Regions from separate parts of the Homo sapiens genome. Here regions 1 and 3 are each linked to region 2. Evidence: chromatin loops called from intact Hi-C (ENCODE). Cell type or tissue: endothelial cell of umbilical vein. All regions are shown on one strand.

Evidence for each region. Peaks named below come from ENCODE experiments on the same cell type or tissue, not always from the same donor. Only the 100,000 strongest peaks of a DNase experiment are listed, where the experiment ranks them.
Region 1: a loop joins it to region 2, with 9 times the contacts of the local background. A loop is called at or near these places in 68 of 110 quality-filtered maps.
Region 3: a loop joins it to region 2, with 2.0 times the contacts of the local background. A loop is called at or near these places in 6 of 110 quality-filtered maps.

Annotation. Positions count from the first base shown.
Region 1 is chr4:17,342,634-17,350,633 of GRCh38, reverse strand. No RefSeq gene overlaps it. Among named protein-coding and RNA genes, the nearest start is that of SNORA75B, 26 kb to the right of the region's middle. In endothelial cell of umbilical vein, a CTCF peak has its summit at 3,006 (motif pointing left); no DNase peak of the experiment used is centred here.
Region 2 is chr4:17,444,137-17,452,136 of GRCh38, reverse strand. No RefSeq gene overlaps it. Among named protein-coding and RNA genes, the nearest start is that of QDPR, 64 kb to the left of the region's middle. In endothelial cell of umbilical vein, a CTCF peak has its summit at 4,250 (motif pointing right); DNase peaks (open chromatin) are centred at 3,236 and 4,266; H3K27ac peaks cover 643 bases.
Region 3 is chr4:16,439,818-16,447,817 of GRCh38, reverse strand. All of the region lies in intron 2 of LOC105374505 (a long non-coding RNA gene), which reads right to left. Among named protein-coding and RNA genes, the nearest start is that of TAPT1-AS1, 220 kb to the right of the region's middle. In endothelial cell of umbilical vein, a CTCF peak has its summit at 4,109 (motif pointing right); a DNase peak (open chromatin) is centred at 4,137; H3K27me3 peaks cover 922 bases.

The DNA of each region.
Region 1 (8,000 bases), 100 kb after region 2:
GATCTGCTTCTGAGCTCTCATGCTTATTGGTGGGCTTCAGTTAATTGTGGGTTGTTGGACTAAGAACCTCAGTTCCTTGCTAGATGTTGGCCAGAGACTGCCCTCAATTTCTTGTCATGTGGATCTCTCCAACATGGCAGCTTGATTCATCAAAGATTGCAAGGCAGAATCTTCCGGCAAGGTACAATCACAATCTTAGGTAACCTAATCATGGAAATAACACGCCATAACCTTTGCCATATTCTGTTGGTAGAAGCAAGTAGCTAGGTTCAGCTCACACTTAAGCAGAGAAGATTACACAAAAGTGTGAATACCAAGAGTCAGGGTTGTTGGGGCTATCTTAGAGTCTGTTGGCCACATGCTCACAGTATTTAATCCAAATTCCATTAGGTTTGCTTGACTCTTGTCTGGCCCGTTACATAGACAGCTCTGAGGACAGGGTTTGAGTACAGTTCTAGCCACAGGATGGAACATGGAGCCTAGTACTTAGTAGGTGCTCAGTAACCTTGTGTTGAATAAATCAATGACTTGTTCAGGATCACACTGTGCCTAAGGCCTTGGGAGCCCACCCCTTGCATCAGTGTGGCCTAGATGTGAGACATGGAGTCAAAGGAGATTAATTTGGAGCTTTAAGATTTAATGACTGCCCTGCTGGGTTTTGGACTTGCATGGGGCCTGTAATCCTTTGTTTTGGCTGATTTCTCCCTTTTGAAATGGATGTATTTACCCAATGCCTGTATTCCCATTGTATCTTGGAAGTAATTAACTTGCTTTTGGGACTTGCCTGTCTCAGATGAGACTTTGGACTATGGACTTTTTTAGTTAATGCTGAAATGAATTAAGACTTAGGGGACTACTAGAAGGGACGATTGTATTTTGCAACGTGAGAAGGACATGAGATTTGGGAGGGGCTAGGGGCAGAGTGATACGGTTTGGATTTGTGTCCCTGCCCAAATCTCATGTCAAATTGTAATCCCCAGTGTTGGAGGAGGGGCGTGGTGGGAGGTGATTGGATCACGGGGGTGGATTTTCCCCTTGCTGTTCCCATGATAGTGAGGGTGTTCTCACAAGATCTGATCATTTAAAAGTGTGTAGCATCTCTTTCGTCACTCTCTCTTCCTCCTTCTCTGGCCATGTAAGATGTGCTGGCTTCCCCTTCGCCTTCTGCCATGATTGTAAGTTTCCTGAAGCCACCCCAGCCATGCTTCACGTACAGCTTGTGGAATTGTGAGTTGATTAAGCCTCTTTTCTTTATAAATTACTCAGTCCCAAGTAGTTCTTGATAGCAGTGTGAGAATGGACTATAATACACACAGCATGGCACCAGCAGCACTGTGGTAAGTCAGGTCTGTCGGTCAGCAAAACTCTGATCTTTTTACCTGAGTCACTCCCTCCCATGAGCATAAGAGGGAAATGGGTAAAGTATCGTTTTGGAAGAAACCATTATGCTGCCTGATAAATGCCATTGGAGGCCCTGTTCTTTCCAAGATTGTTAAGTTACAATGTGAGTTACTTGGTAGAACTTCACTTCCTGGATCATGGAAAATTGACTTTGATGTCCACTAATTGATGTAATAAATTTTCCTTAGTTTTATTTTCTATTTATTATGATAATAATTGAAAGGGCTCAAACATCTCCTAGAATTTGAAAAAAGCATAGGGAAAATTCTATTGTTTTTAACCTTTCATAACTTTTTAGCCTTGGAAGATACAAAGTCCAGTTAGGATTTAATAAGGAAAATACCTATCATGGTATAGTGGAAAATGTCAGATGGAATAAGTTTGAACCCTAGTTTCAACTGTAGCTTTGTGACCCATAGAAAATTTCTTAACCTCTCTGGACCACAATCCCCATATAAAAATGCTTTTTACACTTCAGTGTTGTGGAGACTTTCAAGATACAAAGTCCAGTTAGGATTTAATAAGGAAAATACCTATCATGGTATAGTGGATAATATCAGAGGGAATATGTTTGAATCCTAGTTCCAACTGTAGCTTTGTGACCTGTAGGAAATTTCTTAACCTCTCTGGACCATAATCCCCATTTAAAAATGCTTTTTACACCTCAGCGTTGTGGAGACTTTTAAGAGAGATTATGGGTGTGGAGCTGCTGATGTTTACTAGGCTTTCAAAAAATGGCAGTTTCTTCATGCCTCATCAGAGACCATAGAAGGTAAAATAACTTTAAAATAATGAGAAAATAAAATGTGCAAGAAGGCAGGATTTTTTACTACCACTTCCTAGTCCAGGATTAAGGAGAAATATACACTAGCGCTCTAATTTAAGAAGGAAGACAGATTCCCATAAGGATCAAACTATCTGGAAAACAACTTCCAAACACTGGGGAGTGGAGGTCGACCATTGTTTCAGTGCTGTGACTGAAGCAGTCCTCAGTTTAGCTGAGTTTTCATTCTTTTTTTTTTTTTTTTTTTTTGAGACAGAGTCTTGCTCTGTTGCTCAGGCTGGAGTGCAGTGCTGTGATCTCAGTTCACTGCAACCTCTGCCTCCAGGTTCAAGTGAGTATCCTGCCTCAGCCTCCCGGGTAGCTGGAATTACAGGTGCCCACCACCACACCTGGCTAATTTTTATATTTTTAGTAGGGTTTTACCGTGTTGGCCAGGCTGGTCCCTAACTCCTGACCTCAAGTGATTGGCCTGCCTCAGCCTCCCAAAGTGCTGGGATTATAGGCATGAGCCACTGCACCCGGCCTTCATTTTACTATTTTTTGAGGAATCCCAGAAACAAATGGGGAGAGTGCTCTTTTTCAGAAACCATCAGATCACCAGAGATGGAAAGAAGATGCCACATTTTCACTATTTCTGTTCTATGTGGCAGGATAAAGTTTGAAACATGACTTGTGTTTCGTTCTCCTTGTTTTTCCTATTTCAAGAAGGTTATTGGGACTTCAGCTTCTATTGCTTCTAGGGAAATGTGTTTCAAAGTTGATCAAAGGCAGGCTGTTATTTTGGCTTTTGTCTTGGGTAGCCTGCCCCCTAGTGTGAAACTGGAGCAAGAAATGAACACCTGTGGGAGCAGGGAGGTCAAAGCTCTAGCGGGGAGGAGAAACAAATCCAGGACTAGAAAGGGACAGGGGCTGGTGATTTTGTAAGTAGCAGGACCCATGTCCTCTCCTTCACAGTGCCTGAGACAGGAGGTGGCAGGACCTTAGAGTGGGGAGGATGTGCAAGGCATAAGAGTTAGGTTTCAGGCTTCCTACTTGAGGCCCGGCCAAGGCTTGCATATCCAAGCCTGGTATGAAGTGGATTCTATGGGTGTTCTGTCTACATCTCTAGATCCCACTCCTTCTGTGTGTTTCTGTGGACTTCCAACTGCCAGTAGGTGCATCTCGGTGCCTTAGGTGTCTCTCTAAAGCTTTGGAAGGCTGCTCTGCTCTTTTTTAGAGTAGGCCAATAGAGCCACAGAATTAACACTCCTGGGAGCAACCCTTTACCAGTGACTCCAGGGAGCTGGAGTATAAAGGCCCCAGTTCCCTTGCCCTTTAGTTGGTGTACTTCCAAAGAGGGGGCTTTGCAATGTTTCCCATAATTTTCCTATGAGATTAAGTTCTGGTTACTCAATCCTTTAATTACTGTCTTTCCATTTCTGCCTCACTTTCTCCCTCCCCTACCAGTGTTGCCTTCACCTTCTAAATAAACTACCTCTCTGCTCTCAAATCCTTATCTCAGGGTCTGCTTCTGGGAACCTAAAATAAAGCATCAGGAAAGCAACAGAGGACCTCTCCTTCCATAGAACCATGGCAAGGACATGGAACAATTAGCAGTAACCAGTGTAGAACAATAACTGGAGGACCCTTCCTGAATTTTTGTTGTGACATAGATCTCTGTGCCTTCATGTACCTCAGGAGTGTGCAGAGTGTAGCAGAGGGCATAAGGGGTCCATCTAAGTGACTGTCAGAAACAACTGAGAAAGACCAAAGTGGACAAAGAAAAGATAATGAAGTGTTCTATCTAAACACACCTTTTCTGCTTATCTCTGCCTTTTACTGTCTTTGAGCTATAGAAAACTGATGCTAGTGAAAAGGATTTTCATCTATAGAAATGCAAATTAGCTATGTCAGGTGGGAGGTGATTGATTATTTGCCCTATGGACAGGCCAATTTGGCATCTATTTGCAAATTGACTTTGCATTTCTTACCTGCATAAATAGGTGTGGTTCTTTGAACTCCTCTTCAGACTGGTTCCAACTAGTCTGAACTCGAACCTTATTAGTTCCCTCATTATTTAATGAGTTAAATACAATTTTGGGCCCATGTTCATTTTATATTTGTGTGAAAGTCATGATTACACGTTTTAAAAATGTGTATCCTTTAACATGACTAAGATTAAATTCTCTCTAGCTTGGTGCAATGGGCACAGAGTTAGATTTAAGGAGCCCTCTGGAGGGATACACAGCAATTTGATAACTTTGATTGTTGCTTTCAGGAAGGGAAACTGGGTGGCTGGGGACAGAGGTGGAAGGGGCAATTTTTTTTTTTTTTTTTTTTTTGAGACAAACTCTCACTCTGTCTCCCAGGCTGGAGTGCAGTGGCGCGATCTCAGCTCACTGCAACCTCTGCCTCCCGGGTTCAGGCGATTCTCCTACCTCAGCCTCCCGAGTAGCTGGGATTACAGATGTGCGTGCCACCACACCTGCCTAATTTTTGTATTTTTAGTAGAGACGGGGTTTTACCATGTTGGTCAGGCTGGTCTCGAACCCCTAACCTTGTGATCCGCCTGCCTCGGCCTCCCAAAGAAGGGGAAATTTTTATGTGTATTCTTTTTCTCTTGAATTTGGAATCATTACCCAACCAAATTATTAAAATTATCAAACAAAAATTAAATAAATTAAAATTAATTTAAAAGAAAATTAATAAAGAAAAATATTACTTTAAAAATGTAGTAAAACATTTTAGTATCTTTAGTAACCCTTTTGCCATGAATTTGGAGTGGAGGGAGGGTAAACAAATTTTTACTTAGACTATTAGGATTTTTTGGTGGAAACCTTTTGGAAGTATTACACACAGATTTGGAAGATTGAGAGAGATTAATACACATATTTTGGACAAGGATAATCTTTGCAGCTATACATACGTGTAGCAAATATGAATTCTCCACAAATTCAGATGTGCAAAACATAGTTGTTAGTTTCTCCAAATCATTTTTTCCATCTTAACAGCTTTTAAAAAGTTAATTTGTTCTAAAAGGTAATACATTAAAATGGTGCAAAATTCAAAAGGCATACAAATATAAAGTGGATAGGAAGGCATTTAAGTAGATGACAGCTTTTTGTTTCAAAATTTTGTGCTATTTTATGTTATAGCGTAACTATGCTTGTTTTAGAATAAACATGTTTATCTTCATTGTTAGAAAAATTGATGCTCTAGGGGGTCAGTTGTATCTGTCTCATCTGCTCATACCACCCAGCACAGAGCCAGGCAATTCAGGAGTCTCTGCACCTCTGTTTGACGAGGCATGGCCACCTCTTCATTGAGTGTTTATTATTTTACCTTTGTTAGACACTAAGTGAATTAGTGAAAGTCATGCAGGCCATGTTAGTTGATTGGAAGGGGAAAAAAGTTGTTTAATTTTATTGCAGGGAGTTTAAGCAATTAACAATAAATCTTTTTGGTCAAGGTTTAATAGTTGAATAACTTATTCAGTACTAGGTTTTCTTCTGTATTGTGACAATAAAAACAAATCTAATTCCAGGTTCCACTAATTACTTGTTGAGTGCTTTAAAAATGTAATGTGTTTATATAAACGCTTAACAACTATTATGTGCTGTTGTTTGGTTTTGTTTTCTTATGGGTAGGAATTCCAATTTCCCTTTTGACTAACTGGGTAAAATAAAGTAATAACTTTGATTTTTATTATAGGTTGCTATCTACCTGACAAAAAGCTTGATACTTAAACTAAAATAGTATATATAGGTTGAAATTTTCCCCAATTGTTATTGATGTGTAAAGGCAATTAAAGTGTTTAACAGATTCTGGGGCTGAGTTTTAATCTAGAATACCAATAATTCACCTTCATTTCAAATTTTTATCCAAATAGCTTCATCTTAAGTCACATAGGTCTCTTTAATTGCATCTTATAGTTTTTTCCTCTAGATAATAACGTTAGTTTTAAGTGTGTTTGAAAAAGGATTTATTCATCAACACAGGTAGCTAAGGTTTTATACTTCTAGCTAGAGCGAGCTGCACACATATGCATATATGTATTTAATTTAAGTTTGTATAAGTACTCACATATTCATAAATCCTAACAAACTTCAAAGTTTCTAAATACAGTTTATCTGTAAAATTGAGGTATCAGTGATGACCTCATAGATTTGTTGAAAGAATTGAATGACATATCTATGTAACATGCTTAGAATACTTCCTGACACAAAGGAGTGCTACATATATGTGTTTATTACTATTATTAGTAGTAGTATAATTTGCGTTGTATTGGTGAAGGATCATGATAATAGAAGACTTTCAGAAGGAGGTGATATTTAAGCGGAATTTTGAAGTTTGGAGAAAGAAGAGAAAGGATTAGTGAAGTGGAGAAAGACACAGAGAGTGAGCACAGCCTAAGGCACCAACAGTATATGCAGGGAAGTTCTGGGGTGAGAGGGAGACTAAAGTGGGCTATGCTAATTCATTTGGAATTTATTCTAAATATCAAGCAGGAGCCATTAAAGACCTCTCCATTATAAATGAGATAATCAAATACTTGTTTATCCTAAATACACATTTATCCTAAAGAAGTAGCTAAGCAGGTGCCCAAAGATGTATGTATGTTCAAGAATGCTCATAAAATATTGTCTCTAGTATCAAAAATTTGGAAACAACCTAAATATTCAGCCGTAGAAAATTCATTAGTTTATACTGAAGTCATTATGATGTTTACATGCTCTTATGTATTGACATGAAAAGTTGTGCAAGATTTCCTGTTGAGTGAAAAAAACACAACAGCCAGGTTTAAAAATAGTTATAGTATTGTTTTGCAAATATATGTACATGTTTATATGAGTTGGTATGCTAGGAAAATTCTGGAATGTTTACATTAAGGAGTTAGCAGTAGTTATTTTTTGGTTGTGGAATTCAGAGTGATTTTAATTTAATAATTTTTATTTTTGTTATCTATGTTTACCAGTCATTTTATAATAAATATGAATTAGTGATTTGATTAACATAACAAAATGAAAGTAGTTATATTCTGCGGCATTAATGTTCATCAATGAAGGGGAAAAACTCTTCTGTGCTAGAGGGAACAATCTTAGTAGAATGTGTGTGGAGCCATGGGTGGAGGTAGGATTTCGAGAAGGTGGGTGGGAGGAGGGCTTATAAGCCTAACTCCTACTGCATTTACCCCTCCTGAAACCCCATTTATCTTCTCCCTTTCTTGGCATATCTTCCTATTGAGACAGAGATTCTCAGCTGGCTTGCTGCTAACATCTTGTCAACCTTCTCAGATACTCTGCTAAATTTTGATCGAAGTGTAAAAATGCATTTTTGCTAGAACCGCATATACCATGGCAAGGTCTATAGTGTTGTGAGGGACATGACGTTCTATCTAAGTCAATCCCAGTTCCATGTTACTTCTGAAATTTTTATACTTATGTAACAGTATTACACACACTAGCCTTGAATGATGGAGAGATGGGTTCTATTTGTATCATTTATTACTCTTGTTACAATTTTGGGCAACTCGTCGAACTGGTAGAAATGTCAGTTTCACAAACTTTAAAATGAGTGAGTATAAGTAAAAAATGCCTATTGCGAAGGATAGTTTGAGGTTTAACAACCATATAATGTGTGTGAAGATGCTTAGGAAACCCCAACTGTAACAGATGTTTATGGAGTGCCTAGTATGTGTTGGGTAGTGTTAGGTAATGTGCGAGGTGCTAAAATTGAAGTGACCCACAGATGCAATGATCCTACACAGTCCTCTGGGTACCTGGTAATAGTCCCAACTGGTGTCTCCCCATGTCACATTAGATGATAACCTTGTGCA
Region 2 (8,000 bases):
AAAATCAGTGTATTGAAGAGACATCTGCAGTCCCATGTTTATTGCAGCTCTTTTCAAAATAGCCAAGATATGTAATGAACCTAGGTGTTCAACAACAGATAAATAGATAAAGAAAATGTGGCATATATACACAATGGAACACTATTCAGCCATAAAAAGGAATGAAATCCTGTCATTTGCGGCAACATGGATGGAACTGGAGGAAATTATGTTGTTAAGTACAAGTCAGGAACAGAAAGTTAAACACCACATATTCTCAGTCATATGTGGAAGCTAAAAAATAGTTGATCTCATAGAAGTAAGAAATAGAACAGAGGAGACTAGAAGGTGGGAAGCGTAAAGAGAAAGGGGGATAGGAAGAGATTGGTTAAGGTTATAAAATTACAGTTAGATAGGAGGCATAAGTTCTAGTTTACCACAGCACTGTAGAATGACTATAGTTAACAATAATTTATATAGTTTCAAATAGCTAGAAAGAGAGCATTGAATGTTCCTGATACAGAATTGCTGGGTCCTGGCTAACCTCCACCCTCAAGCCTGGAACCTGGGCCCTAAGTGAAAGCAGCTGACCTCATTTTTTCTGCTCAAATAATTGCCTTTTTGGCCCTCCCCACCCCCATCCTGTGCCCATAAAAAGACTTCGTCTGGCAGAGCAACACAAGTGGCTGGTGCAAGTGGTTGGGGATGCAAGCTGCTGAGCCTCGGAGATACAAGTTGGTGAACTTTGGGGATACAAGCAGCTGAGCATCAGAGACTATGGAGACGCAGTTAACTTCAGATGGTTCAGTTTCAGGGAAAGATCATCTTCTTCCCATACCACCCCCTTTCCAATTCCCCATCCCACTGAGTGCCACTTTTATCACCCAGTAAAATCCTCCACATACACTACCCTTCAAATAGTTCATGTGACCTGATTCTTCCTGGATACCGAACAAGAACTCAGGTGTCAAAAAGGACAGGTGCAGGAGGCTATCACTCTGACCCTTCACTGAGCTGCTAACAGTTAGCCATCCATGGACTGCAGGCTGAGTGAAATGAGCCACTCCAGTTCCTGCCCACAAAGGGGGTCGAGGTCAAGGAAACAATCCCATCTCAGTCCCAACACAAAAAAAAGATAAATGTTTGCCATGATGGTTATATTAATTGCCCTGATCTGATCACTATGCCTTACATATGTATTGCAATATCACTAAGTATGCCATACATATGTACAATTATGTGTCAATTAAAAAAATTAAAAATAAATAACTAAAAAGAAAAAGAGCTGATGTTTCAGTATGAGTCTTAAGGCCTGAAAAGACCAATGTCCTGGCTCAAGGCAGTTAAGCAGGAGAAGTTTCCCTTTATTCAGACTTTTTGTCCTGTTAAGGTCTTCATTTGATTGGATGGGGTCCTCCCACATTAGGGAAGGCAATCTTCTTTTCTTAGTGTACTGATTCAAATGTTAATCTCATCCAGAAACACCCTCACAGACACACCCAGTATAACGTTTGACCAGATATCTGGGCATCTAATGGCCCAGGCAAACTGACACATAAAATTAACCATCACAATGGATTATCCACAAAAGGGCAGCTATCTCCCTAAGGGGAATTCAGCTCTAGCTTTTGAAGTTTTTTTTCCTCTTTGTCACATGCATTATCCTATGTAGATCTGGTCATTCATTTATTCATCAAGGACCTCCTGAGAGCCTGCTGTGTGCCAGACACTACTTTGGATACTGGGGAGACAGTGAACAAAGTAGACTTATTGTGTAAAAAAAGTACACACTGGCAGTATCCTAATTTTGTGTAAATGGCTTCTGAAAATGTGCATAAAATAAAATGTAAGAAAATCTAAACAATAGGCTTATCTAGTATTAAGGGAGGGTTCATTCAGAAAAAAGCTAAGAAATATTATAAAACTTCTATTTATATCTTGCCTTTTAGTCATAATTTTGACAACAGATTCCCAACTTTTCAGAATATTTCTAAATTTGTTTTGATTGTTGTCTTTCTATGAGTGAACACACAATTGCTCTTGTTAAGCCCCATGAGTGTGTGTTTGAAGCTAAAGATGCGTCATTTTAGACACATATAATGGTCTCCATCTCTATCTCACTTCTAATAGGTTTGTGATATTTACAGTTCTTATCAGGTATTAGGGTTTTTATTTTTTAGGTTTTCACTTACTATACGACATAAGGACCAACGCTCTGCAACTTTACTAAAGAAAATAAATAATCTTTATACACTGATTACTTAGTTATGGGCATTTTGTTAAGTGCCTTATGAATATTATCTTTTTAAATCCTGGGATAGGAGTACATCCCTGGACCATTTATAGAACTGCATTCTGTTCAATGAGTTATTACAGAGAAAGGGAAGTGGATGAAGTTGAAAAGATCATCATGCCATAATGGATAGTACACAAAAGACATAATTAGCATGAAAAAAATTCAGCTTATTCAAATAGAACTGTAGTTACTCTAATGAATAAATGATCCCTTGATTATACTTTCAAGTAATACCAAGTCTAAAAATGGTTGTTAAACCAACAACTTCTAAGTTTTAATTGATTTGGAATGAATATGTGGGCCTCCATTATCATAAGCCAGACCAATGTAGTTGAGATGCCCATTTTCCCACTATTCCTAGCCCTGAACTTGGCTAAACTGCTCAACTCTTTGAGCCTCAGTTTATTTTTCTGCAAAATGGGAGCAATCGTAAGAACGTCAAAGGATGCGAAAAGGATAAAGTAATTTATCCTTTAATAAAGGATAAAATAAAGTTTAATAAATAAAATAAAAGAACATACAGTTTGGAACTTGGAACATCATAGTTGTTTGAAAAATATTTGGGCTTCTATTTCCTGCAGTCAGGTATATTCTAAGTATTCAATGAATATTTGTTGGAGGTGTTGAATTCCAATATCTATAAGCAAAGAGAAGTATTATATTAAAATAAAATTAGTTATTGAATTTGGTGTTAAATAGTTTAGTCTAGAGCTGCCTCTTTACATATTTTAAGTTCAGCCTAAAGATTTCTCTGTACATCATGAACTATAACCTAAACGGAGATATAAACAGACTGTAACCTACTCTTGTGCCAATCACCGAGTTTTGGCCAGTCAAAGGGTGCCAACTGTTCAAACCGTGTTCAAATAAGGTAAATGCCTGAGCTGTCACCAGTCCAGCTGTTTGTATACCTCACTTCTGTTTCCTGTGTGTCACTTTCCTTTTTCTGTTCATAAATCTTCTTCCACCCTATGGCTGCTCTGGACTCTCTGAGCCTACTCTGGCTCTGGAGGCTGGCTGATTCATGAATCATTCTTGCTCAATTCAACTGTTACATTTACTTTGGCTAAGGTTTTTCTTCTAACATTGGAAAGAAAGCTGAAACCTTTCAAACTTTACTCTTGAATCTTCTTTTCCTTGTCAGGGAACTCTTCAAGGGTGGATGTCCTGGAATGGCCAATTATTTGTCTAAATGCTTTGTTTCTTTCCTAACCAATTAGGCTAAAACACCTCTGGTAAACAAATAGGCATACAGGCCCCCCGCCCTCACCACCCCATAAATAAGACTGTAGGTGAGAAAGGCAGGGAGGCTGCACTTTCCCCTTCTGATCTGTGCAGGGGAGGTTTCTGCTTCAGGGGATGTGGAGGAGACTGGTCCTGGCTTAGTCTTCTTAGGTAAATCTTTGGCGGGAGCAGCAAGCTGCCCCTTCTAATCTGCCTTCCAAGTGCATGTAGTGGTTCATGGCACTGCTTTACAAGAGGGATGGGTTTGATGGGTGGAGCACTTGCACATTTTTAACTTATAAAAGTCCTTGTGAGCCAGGCACAGTGCCTCATGCCTGTAATCCCAGAACACTGGGAGGCTGAAGTGGGAGGATCACTTGAGGCCAGGAGTTGGAGACCAGCCTGGGCAATATAGTGAGACTCTGTTTCCACCAAAAAAAAAAAAAAAAAAAAAGAAAAAAAAGAAAAAAAAATTAGCTGGGTGGTGGCACACACCTGGAGTGTTAGCTACTCAACAGGCTGAGGTTGGTGAATTGCTCAAACCTAAGAGGTTGAGGCTTCAGTGAAGTTGGTTATGATTGTACCACTGGGCATCCAAGTCTGGGCAACAGAGAGAGACCCTGTGTCCAAAAAACAACAACAAAAAAGTTATTGTGAAACCCTTAGAAGAGACAGTACCAGAGCTTATCAGTATCTGGTTTTTCTTTCCTTTCTGGGTCCACAGAGGATTACATTTCCTAGGTCCTTTGCCAGTAGGTGGAGCTATGTGTCCAGTTTCACTTCAGAGCCCAAGCATAGAACATACAGATGTTGGTACTGCCACACACTCTCTTCAATCTTGTCTTGAGATGTTAGAGCCACAAGGCAAGGGACATGTAGTTTGCTGAGTTACTGCATTGACCTTAGTTGTCCTGGAGAGCTGCCCAGACATACAGTAGATGTAGCAAACATGAAGAGTAAACTATTATGGTATGAAGGCACTTAAATTTGAGGGCTATCTGTTACTGCCTCATAATCTGGTTTATTCTGACTAATTGAGCCTCGCGGGGAAGGTTTGAAATGGGGTAGAAAGTATTCTGTGCTACCAACAAAATATCCTAAAACTATGCCAAATAGTCTACTGGTAAATGATGGGGAATCAAGACTGGAGGTGGGAAATGAGGGGAAGGAAAGCAATGAATCTGGAGAAGCTGCAACAGAATTACTGTCTAAAATCATGATCAATTGCTTTTTCTGGGTTTTGAGTTAGCCTGTAACCTTCCTGCATTCCAGGATTCTCAAATAAATTCTATGCCTTTGCCTATCTCAAAGGAATCTCCTCGAAGACCATCGTTTTTGAAATGCCTTGAAGATTGCTTACAGCAGAAACCAGCTCAGCACCTGTCTGTTGCCAAGTTTCTTTGCAAGTAAGGAATGATAGTCGTATGACTTTAAACTATCATTCTTCCTTCACTTGAAGTGAGCAAATTTGAGTCAACAAATAACGATGGGAGCTTACATCAAGTGACTGTGCTTGGCTGTGGGGCTACCAAGATGAAGAAGGAATGCTCCTGCCCTCGAGGAGCTCACAGTCTAGTGGGAGGGAACAATGCGGACATAACTGGCTACGGAACAAGTTAGCCTGGGGAAGGGCTTCAGCAGAGGCATAAACAGAAAAAGTCAGGGTCCAGAGGGAGAGAGATCTGTTCTCTTTGTTGGGGAGGGGTCTGGGAAGGCTGTATTTTAAGTTAGTACTTGAAGGATGACAAAGACCTTGATGGTTTTCTGTGAGGTATGAAAAACTGCCAGTGTTGTATCTCTAGCTTTAGGAGTTTTATTCCTATGCTGCAGAAAAATCCAGCTCGGGAGATGTGTAATTTAAGCATTTTCAAAGCCCATATAACCAGAGATCTGGGCTAATGGGAAAATAGTCATAACATTGCCGCTAAATGCAATAACTTGTTGATATATTTTGCTCAATTACCCTTGTTAATGATTCATCAATCTTTTTTTGCTTCCTGCACTAAAAAAATCTTGCTGCAGAATTTTGCCCAAACATATACACACCCAGTTTTTGGCCCTTGGCAGCCTTCCTAAGTGGAGAGTATTTTCCACATGTGGTTGTTGACATGTAGATTTTGAAATTCAAAAACAATGGATACATACAAGAGGGAGAGGAGACTGAGAATGTATCCTCCATGACACACAAAGATCAGTGTTTTTTACAAGGTGGTCCCGGCTGGGTGTGGTGGCTCATGCCTATAATCCCAGCACTTTGGGAGGCTGAGCTGGGCGGATCACATGAGGCCAGGAGTTCCAGACCAGCCTGGCCAACACGGTGAAACCCTGTCTCTACTAAAAATACAAAAAAAAAAAGAAAAGAAAAGAAAAGAAAAAAAATTAGCCGGACGTAGTAGGGTGCGCTTGTAGTCCCACTTACTCGGGAGGCTGAGGCAGGAGAATCACTTGAACCCAGGAGGCAGAGGTTGCAGTGAGCCAAGATCATGTCACTGCACTCCAGCGTGGGTGACAGAGCAAGACTTCAACTGAAAAAAAAAAAAAAAGTGGTCCCTAGAACACTAATTTTGGATGAATTAATAAATGTGGTATAAAAAAGGATTATATGGTATGTTTTTTGTCAGTGTGGCAACTATCAATTTATTACCTCTCAGCTCCAAATTCACCCTTTTGTTACCAGCTCCACAGTGAAGCCTTAAGCATTGCTCTTTTGTAGCAAGCATGGTGTTAAGCTTTCTCAGTAGAGGAACACCGGAGAAACATTGCAGGAGGAGGGGGATCCTCTTCCTGCTGGCTGCAACCACACCTTTTCCAACAAGGTCTGAATCCCAGCCTTGGGGAGGCCCCAACTTCCAAGTTTGCTTCTCCTTGGATGCTCTTCCTTGGCCCTGGAGTATTCGTCAGTGTACTCTTCACATCTCTATAGTTACTCCCCTGTTGTTTTTATTTTATTTATTTTATTTTTTTTTGTTTGAGATGGAGTCTCGCTCTGTCACCCAGGCTGGAGTGCAGTGGTGTGATCTCGGCTCACTGCAACCTCTGCCTCCTGGGTTCAAGTGATTCTCCTGCCTCAGCCTCCTGAGTAGCTGGGATTACAGGCACCCACCACCATGCCCAGCTAATTTTTGTATTTTTAGTAGAGATGGGGTTTTGCCATGTTGGCTAGGCTGGTCTTGAACTTCTGACTTCAGGTGATCTGCCCACCTTGGCCTCCCAAAGTGCTGGCATTACAGGCGTGAGCCACCACACCTGGCCTCCTGTTATGTTTAATAAGGGTTTATATTAAACAAGTGAGTGAGTTCTCATGAGATCTGATGGTTTTATAAGAGGCTCCTCCCCCTTTATTCGGCAGTTTTCCTTCCTACTGCATTGTGAAGAAGGTGCCTTGCTTCTCAAGTTCTGCCATGATTGTAAGTTTCCTGAGGCCTTCCTGGCCATGCTGAACTGTGAGCCAATTAAACCTCTTTCCTTTATAAATTACCCAGTCTTGGGCAGTTCTTTATAGCCATATGAAAACAGACTAGTACAGTAAATTGGTACTGCAGAGAGTGGGGTACTGCTATAAAGATACCCCAAAATGTGGAAGCAACTTTGGAACTGGGTAATAGGCAGAGGTTGGGAAAGTTTAGAGGACTGAGAAGAAGAGAGGAAAATGTGGGAAGGTTTGGAACTCCCTAGAGACTTGTTGAATGGCTTTGACCAAAATGCTGATAGTGATATGGACAATCAGGCTGAGGTGGTTTCAGATGAAGATGAGGAACTTGTTGGGAACTGTAATAAAGGTGATTCTTGCTGTGCTTTAGCAAAGAGACTGGTGGCATTTTGCCCCTGCCCTACAGATCTGCAGAACTTTGAACTTAAGAGAGATGATTTAGCGTATCTGGGAGAAGAAATTTCTAAGCAGCAAAGTGTTCCAGAGGTGACTTGGATGCTTGTAAAAGCATTCGGTTTTATGCATTCACAAAGAGATGATTTGAAATTAGAACATCTGTTTAAAAGGGAAGCAGGGCATAAAAGTTTAGAAAAATTGCAGGCTAATTTCTAACGCAATGTGTTAGAAAATAAAAACCCATTTTCTGAAGAGAAATTCAAGCCAGCTGCAGAAATTTGCATAAGTAATGAGGAGCCAGATATTAATCGCCAAGACAATGGGGAAAATTTCTCCAGGGCATGTCAGAGGTCTTCATGGCAGCCCCTTCCATCACAGGCCCAGTGGCCTAGAAGGGAAAATGGTTTTGTGGGGTGGGCCCAGGGCCTTGCTGCTTTGTGCGGTCTCAGAACTTGGTGCCCTGCAACCCAGTTGTGGCTAAAAGGGGCCAATATACAGCTCAGGCTGTTGCTTCAGAGGGGAAAAGCCCCAAGTCTGGGAGGCTTACATGTGATGTTGAGCCTGCAGGTACATAGAAGTCAAGAATTGAGGTTTGGAAACTTGCATCTAGATTTCAGAGGATGTATGGAAATGCCTGGATGTCCAGGCAGAAATTTGCTGCAGGAGCAGAGCCCT
Region 3 (8,000 bases), 1.0 Mb after region 2:
TTATTCCTTATAGATCATGTACTTATCAGTCTAAAAGCTCCAAAGGCATGTGGTATAAAGTATCAAAATTTAATGTAACTTAGCAATTTGAATGCAAGATAAACAAATAAAGAGTACCAAAAATAATGTATAAAATAATTTAAAAATTCCTATTTCCAGCAACAACAAAAATGATAATATATCATGAGACAATTCTAATGAAAACTGCGTGACCTACATAGAAAGCTGAAAGACTTTACGAAAAGATATAAAAGAAGTCTTGCATAGAAGGAGAGAGAGATACCATATGGTGAGGCTGGATATTGCTAAAGTATAAATTCTTCTTAAATTAATGTGTGGCTTGCTACAATCTTAACAAAAATCCCAACCTGACTTTGACAAAATGATTCTAAGATTCACCTATAAAAAGAAACCGAATATTGAAGAAAATGTTAAAGGGGAAGTACACTGCATTTTATAAAGCTATAAAGATTTAAATAATGTGACATATGTGCAAAAATAGCACCAGGGACAACAGCCCAGAAAATGATCCTATTATCTATCATATTCTAATATATGATAAGGAATTCATCACAAGTCAATTCCCAGAAAAGCTCGAGTTATTTAATAAATGAGGTTGGATCAATCAGCTAACAATTTGGAACACAATATATTTAAATAATTACCTTATTCCACATACTAAAAGATATCCTGATTAATTAAAAATATAATGTATATAAACAAAAATTAAAAGAATATTCAATTTAATTCTCTTTTTTGAAGGGAGAAAGACTTTCTGTTTTTAAGAATAATAAAATAATTCATAAAAGGAAAGATGGGCAGACAGATCCTAGTACAGTGCACAGACAGCACCCATTTTGACGGATTTGTGTTTGCACTATACTTGTTTACATTTTCAAAATCACTCTTGCAGGCAAGAACATACCAATTAGAATTTTTGCAGGACGAAAACAACAAAAAAAAAATGAGAACCAGCAGACTAGGAAAAATAATGCAACACATTTGAAAAACAGATAAGAAAACCATGAAGACGGTTTCCAGCTTCATCCATGGAAGCTGGAAACCATCATCTTCAGCAAACTATCGCAAAAACAAAAAACCAAGCACTGCATGTTCTCACTCATAGGTGGGAATTGAACAATGAGAACACTTGGACACAGAAAGGGGAATATCACACACCGGGGCCTGTCATGGGGTGAGGGGAGGTGGGAGGGAAAGCATTAGGAGATACACCTAATGTAAATGACGAGTTAATGGGTGCAGCACACCAACATGGCACATGTAAACATATGTAGCAAACCTGCACATTGTGCACACGTACCCTAGAACTTAAAGTACAATTTAAAAAAATTAAACATAAAAAAAAGTGCAGAAAAGGCAAGTTCTTTAGGCTGGGACAATCAAAAAAGTAGGTCATTATATGAACTAGGCTTCAAAAAAAAAGAAAAGAAAAGCATGAAGACTCCTATAGGTAAGTCAACAAAGGAAAGAAACAGAAAATTCACCAAAAAGGGAAATGCAATTAGCAAATCAAATATGGGAAAGTGTTTGATCTCAATGCACATTACGAGATACTATTTTTTCCTGATCATTTTATGTGTGTGTATTTTTTAAACTAAAAAATCCAAATACTCACAAGAATGAGGTGAAAGAGACACCCTTGTGTATTGCTAATGGCAATTAGCAATTGGTAATTTTGGAAAGGAGCCTAGCAATTTGTAGAAGAACTTTAAAATGCTCATTTTCATACTTTTACCCAGGAATTCCTCTCTGGGAAATCTATTCTAAGTAAATAATTCTAGATGTAGAAAACACTGAATGAAGATGTTAAATGCTGTGGTACATATAATAGAAAAAATTGTAATAATTCTTCAACTTCAGACGAATGGTATAACGAATTGAATTATATCCTCCAAAAAGGTATGTTGAAGTCCTAATTCCCAGCACCTTTGAATAGTACCTTATTTGGAAATTGGGTCTTTGCAGATGTGTTCAAGTTAAGATCCACCCTAATCCAATATGACTAGTGTTCTTATAAGAAAAAGAGAAGACATACAGAGTCACACAAGGATAGGCCATATGAGGATGGAGACACAGATTGAAGCAACGCATCTACATGGCAAGGGACTGCCTGCAACACCAGAAGCCATGAGAGAGGCCTGGATAAGCTTCTCCCCTAGAGCCTTCACAGACAGTATGGCCAGCTAGCATCTTGACTTTGGACTTTTAGCCTCCAGAAATGTGAGAGAATAAATTTCTGTTGTTTTAAGCCACTCAGTTTGTGGTAATTGGTTACCACAGCTCTAGGAAACTAATACAAACAGTAACATCTTTATGTTAGTTGAGAAATAATTTCTTAAAGAAATATGCAGCCAATAAAAATAAATTAGAATGAATTAGACTTAGAAAAAGGAGCACAATGTATTATATGTAAATAGGTAGGGTATGATAGCATATGAGGTTATGAATACTATATGCTAAAACAATTCACTGGTGCATAGAAAAAAGACTGGAAGGAATTTCAAGAAAATATGGAAAGTGGTTGCATTTGCATAGTGAAATATCAGTATGTTTTCTACTTTTTTGGAGTTCTCAATTTTCTTTAATGAAAATCTATTCATAATCATCATAGTTGGTTGAAACTAATCAAGACTCATACCTAGGACTAGGGCTGGACTCATCTCTTATAAAATCCTTGGACTTGAAGTTGATAGGTCTGAACAAAATTGGTTCTAATTAACAAGAAAGAGCATAGGATGGTTAGGTAGGCAACTAAAAACTTCTTGTACATTGTTGTACAATGTACAAGATTGTAAAACAATATGTACAAGTTGTAAAAACATCTTGGTCCATTAGGATTGCTGTAACAGAATACTATAGACTAGGTGGCTTATAAACAACAGGAATTTATTTCTCATACTTCTGGAGACTGGGAAGTCCAAGATCAAGGCTCCAGCAGATTCAGTGTCTGGTGAGGGCTCTCTTCCTCACAGCCAGCTGTCTTCTCATTATAACCTCACATGGTAGAAGGAGCCTCTTTTCTATGAGCACTAATTCCATTTATGAGGGCTCTCCCTTCAGGAACTACTCTCCTCCCAAAGTCTTCACTTCCTAATACCATCACTTTAGAGGTTAGGATTTTAACGAATGAATTTTGGGGTAACACAAACATTCAGTCCATTGCATATCAGGTCCTTGTCTACTTCAAGTTTTGATAGAAGCTGTGAAGAGGAGGACAATAAAAATATTATAGCTAATGGGGAGAAGGAAGAGTGTCCTTCCTGAAGAGCAGGTGTTACTACTGAGTGACCATTAGTTCATTGGTAAAGCTCAACTTAATGTGACACATGTTGATTACCTAAGAGCCAATCTTAGAATAATAGACAAACTAACTTTCAGTATTTTTGTGAAACCAAACACTAGCAAATTCCCTACAGTTCTTTCTTTCACAGAGGTGCATGTTTTACTCAGTCAACCACAAAAGTTACATTCACAAAATTCACTGGTATATATTCATAATTTAGTTGTGCATACCCTGACGTATCAGTTTATTTAAACAGGCATTCATTCATATTTCTTGAAAACCTACCAAAAACCCAACACTGGATCAATAATTCATAATACAACACTGAACAAAAACATCATGATTCCAACCCTCAAATATCTTCTAGCCACACTGGAGAAACAGACATTAAACAAAGTATGGCATATAATAGAAAACTATATTGTGACTAAGTGACACAAACAGAAAGCAACAGGTGCCATCATAAGAGCAGATAATAAGGAAAACTATTCTAGCTTGGAAAGACAGGGAAGGTATAGGTAAGATGAGGTTAAACTGATTTCTGAAGAGAAAGGAATTTGCCAAGCAAATTGGAGAAGTAGAGTGATGTTAGTGCTCTGAATAGAAGGAACAGCTTGTGCAAAGTTTTCAAGTCTAGAAATATTCCAGTTGATTTGAGGGGCTAAATGAAGGCAGCGTAATTGCCATGGAATAAGCCAGGCCGGAAGTAGTGAGAGATGAGGGAGTGCACACAGAGCCCTGTAGACAATGTTACAGATTTGGGTCTTAATCCAGAGTGTAATGGAAAGCCACTAATGGAGTTTACTTCCTGACCAGCAGGTGTCACTACTGAGATGACCATTAATTCACTGATAAAACTCAACATTAGTGTGACACATATCACTTAAGACTCATGAATGAAAAATAAATTTGCATGCTATATGCCACTGATATTTTTAAGGTTTGTTACACAGCAATAGCTGACTGACCCACAGCCTTCCCTTCTTTTAGGAATTGTTTGCAGCTTATGGTCCAGGAAATGTTTTCTCTCTCTCTCTTTTTTTGAGACGGAGTTTCACTCTGTCACCCAGGCTGGAGAGCAATAGCTCAATCTTGGCTCACTGCAACCTCTGCCTCCTAGGTTCAAGCGATTCTCCTGCCTCAGCCTCCCAAGTAGTTGGGATTACAGGCACTTGCCACCATGACTGGCTAATTTTTGTATTTTTAGTAGAGACGGGGTTTCGCCATGTTGGCCAGGCTGGTCTTGAACTCCTGACCTCAGGTGATCCACCCACCCCAGCCTCCCAAAGTGCTGAGATTACAGGTGTGAGCCACTGCGCCCAGCCCATTTTCTCTAATTTTTAAAAGCTACTTTTTCTTATTTATTTATTGTTTCTAAAATAAATATTTTATTATTTTTTTAAAAAAATTCTATCATTCTCAGGTGTTTGATGTGGAAGGAAGATATTTCAAATAGTTCTCAGGCTATCATTTTGAAATTTGAAACGTGAGTATGACATTGAATCAGTTATGAGATTATTTCAACTGGTTTGATCACAAAAGCTCTAGGAATTTAAGGAAAGACTGAAGTAAGACTGAAGACTACAAATTCAGGAATAACTTTCAAATTACAACAAAGGACTGCTTCAGAAGTGGCACAACCACTGCCACTTCTGGGCAGAGATAACATGGATTGTTCCTCTGATGCTGGGGGCACCACTAGAACCTCTGCCAACACTGCTACTTCTGCACAGCAATGGACCACGTGCCTGTCACTGCCTAGCACCTGGATATCCATTACACTAGTTTCCACATGGACATCTCACACCATTGTGTCTGACCCAGAGCAAGGAAAGTTGGAAGGTGAGTTTCTGGCTTTCACCTTGGAAAGAAGCAAACTCATAAGATAGGAATGTCCTTAAACATAGAAAAGCAGCTTAAAAGGTTTACAGGGATGCCTTATAATCACTACTTGGTTATGTTGGAGGTGAAAAAAATTAAAAGTAAACAAGACAAGTCTATACACTTAAGGAATCAAGACTACAGTTCTCAATTACAGTTCATCAAGATAACACACACAGATGCCCTTGTTAGGGAATCTGTCACATAGGCATTCAACAAATGACAAATCAGTCAACCAATCAATAAAACCACAAACCACTGCCATAAAATGAAGCACGATTACCCCTTTATTCCAGACTTTTAGTCTTGCCTTTAATTCTCCAATGAGTTGCTTTGCTTTTTTGTTCAAATTTCCATATTTTACTTTATCACCTCGAATCTTCTGGTGCGATGATTTCATTTTACGGTACACGCTTGTCAGACCATGCCAGCTGCACCTACTTATGCCTTACCATCTCCTCGTCCACTGGGTAACAGTCTCTCCTGGAAAAGGTTCATTCTAGGTAGTTGGTCTGAATCAAGAATTTAAAGAGATAGAAGCATCAGTGGGCCAGTGATCCTCAAAACTGTCACTTGAAAGGCACAAATATATCTCCATTTTGGCATGCCTAAAGCTTTTTCCTATCATCTCAATAGTTCAAGGAGACAGGAAAGGGTGGAGAAACACACACACACACACACGTGTGTGTGTATATATGTACATATATGTATGTATATAAGTATATGTATGTATACATATATACACACATATATGTGTATATATATATATACATACACATTAGTGTGACAATCACTTAAGACTCATAAATGAAAAATAAATTTGTATGCTATATGCCACTGATATTTTTAAGGTTTTTTACACAGCAATAGCTGACTGACCCACCCATATGTATATATGTATACATATATACACATACATATGTGTGTGCGTGTGTGTGTGTATTTTCTTTCCTGTTTCACTTCCCCTTCCCTCACTTCTGTGTCCTGAACTCACACTTCCAAATAAACTTCCCATCCATGAACCATTGTCACAGTCTCCTTTCAGAAGGACCCAGGTTAAGATTCTCTCTCTTTTCCTCCTACCCTTCCTTCCTTCCTGAGCCTTTTCCTTTTTTCAGTGCTATTACCCATCTACTTTCACACTCTCACATATACATGTGTATATATATATGTGTGTGTGTAAGTACATATATATTTAGTGTTTCTCCACCCCTTCCTGTCTTCTTGAACGATTGAAATTCCACATGTGAAGTGAAATACAGAAAACAGCAGACCTAAGTTAATGATTTTTCTGGGAAAGACAAGGAAAAAGAAAATATAACTTTCCAACTTTGCTAATGTAAAAATACATTTTACACTTGTGTTTTTGGTAGATTGGGCAATAATGGTTAACCCACACTTTCCAAAATCTTTGGATAGACATTTACTGAACACTAGCCATGTTCCAGAACTGGGTTGGACACTGGGATAGAGTGGTAAGAAGTGCTGACATTTTACCTACCCAAATCTGCTGTATTTGAACTAGGTCTTCCAGTCAGATGATTCAAATAAGATCAAAATATCCGCTAATCTAAGAAAAAAGTTAATATCACTTCAAAAAAAAGGAAAGGCTAAGGGAAAAAAGAAAGAAAGGAAGGGCAGGAGGAAGAGAGAGAGAATCTCAGGCTGGGTCCTTCTGAAAGCAGATGGTGACAGTGGTTCATGGACGGGAAGTGATTTGGAAGTGTGAGTTCAGGACACAGAAGTGAGGGAATGGGAAGTGAAACAGGAAAGAAAAGAGCCATTTCCTTCCCTCCCTCACTTCCTTCCTTCTTTGTTCCTTCCTTCCTCCCTTCCACATTTCAAAATTCTTCTCAGTTAGATCAAGTATCCAGTCACCTGTGGCAGCCAATGGAAAATGGAAATGGAAGGAAGGGAAGGAAGGAAGGAAGGAAGGAAGGAAGGAACGAAGGAAGGAAGGAAGGAACGAAGGAACGAAGGAAGGATGGATCCTGGCAATTGTGATTTTTCTATCAGAAGCATCTAACAGAAACACAGCCCAAATATTTCTGCTTCTCCCACATTGGATAATTACAGCTTTTCTTTATTGATAATCTCATTTGATCTTCAGAACAACCCCATGAAGCAGGTATTATTTTTATTACAGTATTGTGCTTTAAAGTGTGAGCTGTGCTGTGAGACAGCTCGGAATGAAATACGGGCTCCATCACTCGTGAGCTTTGTGACCTTGGGCAAACTAACATGTTTATGCCTAAGTCTTCTTTAAATGGGCAATAATAAGTGCAACAACTGTTTGTTGTGAGTATTAAATGAGTTAATATTTGTAAAGCACTTAGAATTGGTCTGGCATATAGTAAGTTAGCTTTTATAAACACCTGTTTTTTGTTTTGTTTTGTTTTTCTGATGCTCTCAACTGTGGACAGATTTTGAATGCCTTCTGATGCATAAAATAGGAGAAGCACTCACATTAGCAGAATGACTTTGAAACTCTGCACAGTGTGATCCTCAACAGAAACAGTCCTAAACAAGGTTATGGGGGAGCCAAATGTGCAGGACCCAGCCAGGAAGACTTGGAACGAAGGGGTGGGGCTCAGCTGGGAAAGTGTGTTTTGAGCAAATACACATTTCACTGATCAACAGCTTCTTGCAGGATGTCCTCCCTAAGTCATTTCTGTAAAACATAAAATCTCCATTCTAGGCAGGGTGCCATATTTTTCCTTCTCTGCACCCAATGAGAGAGTGCTTCCTTCTCCCTGGCCATTTGCAGGGAAAATGAAGCCAAGATCCCATTTTAGTACAAATGCTCAACTTTTAT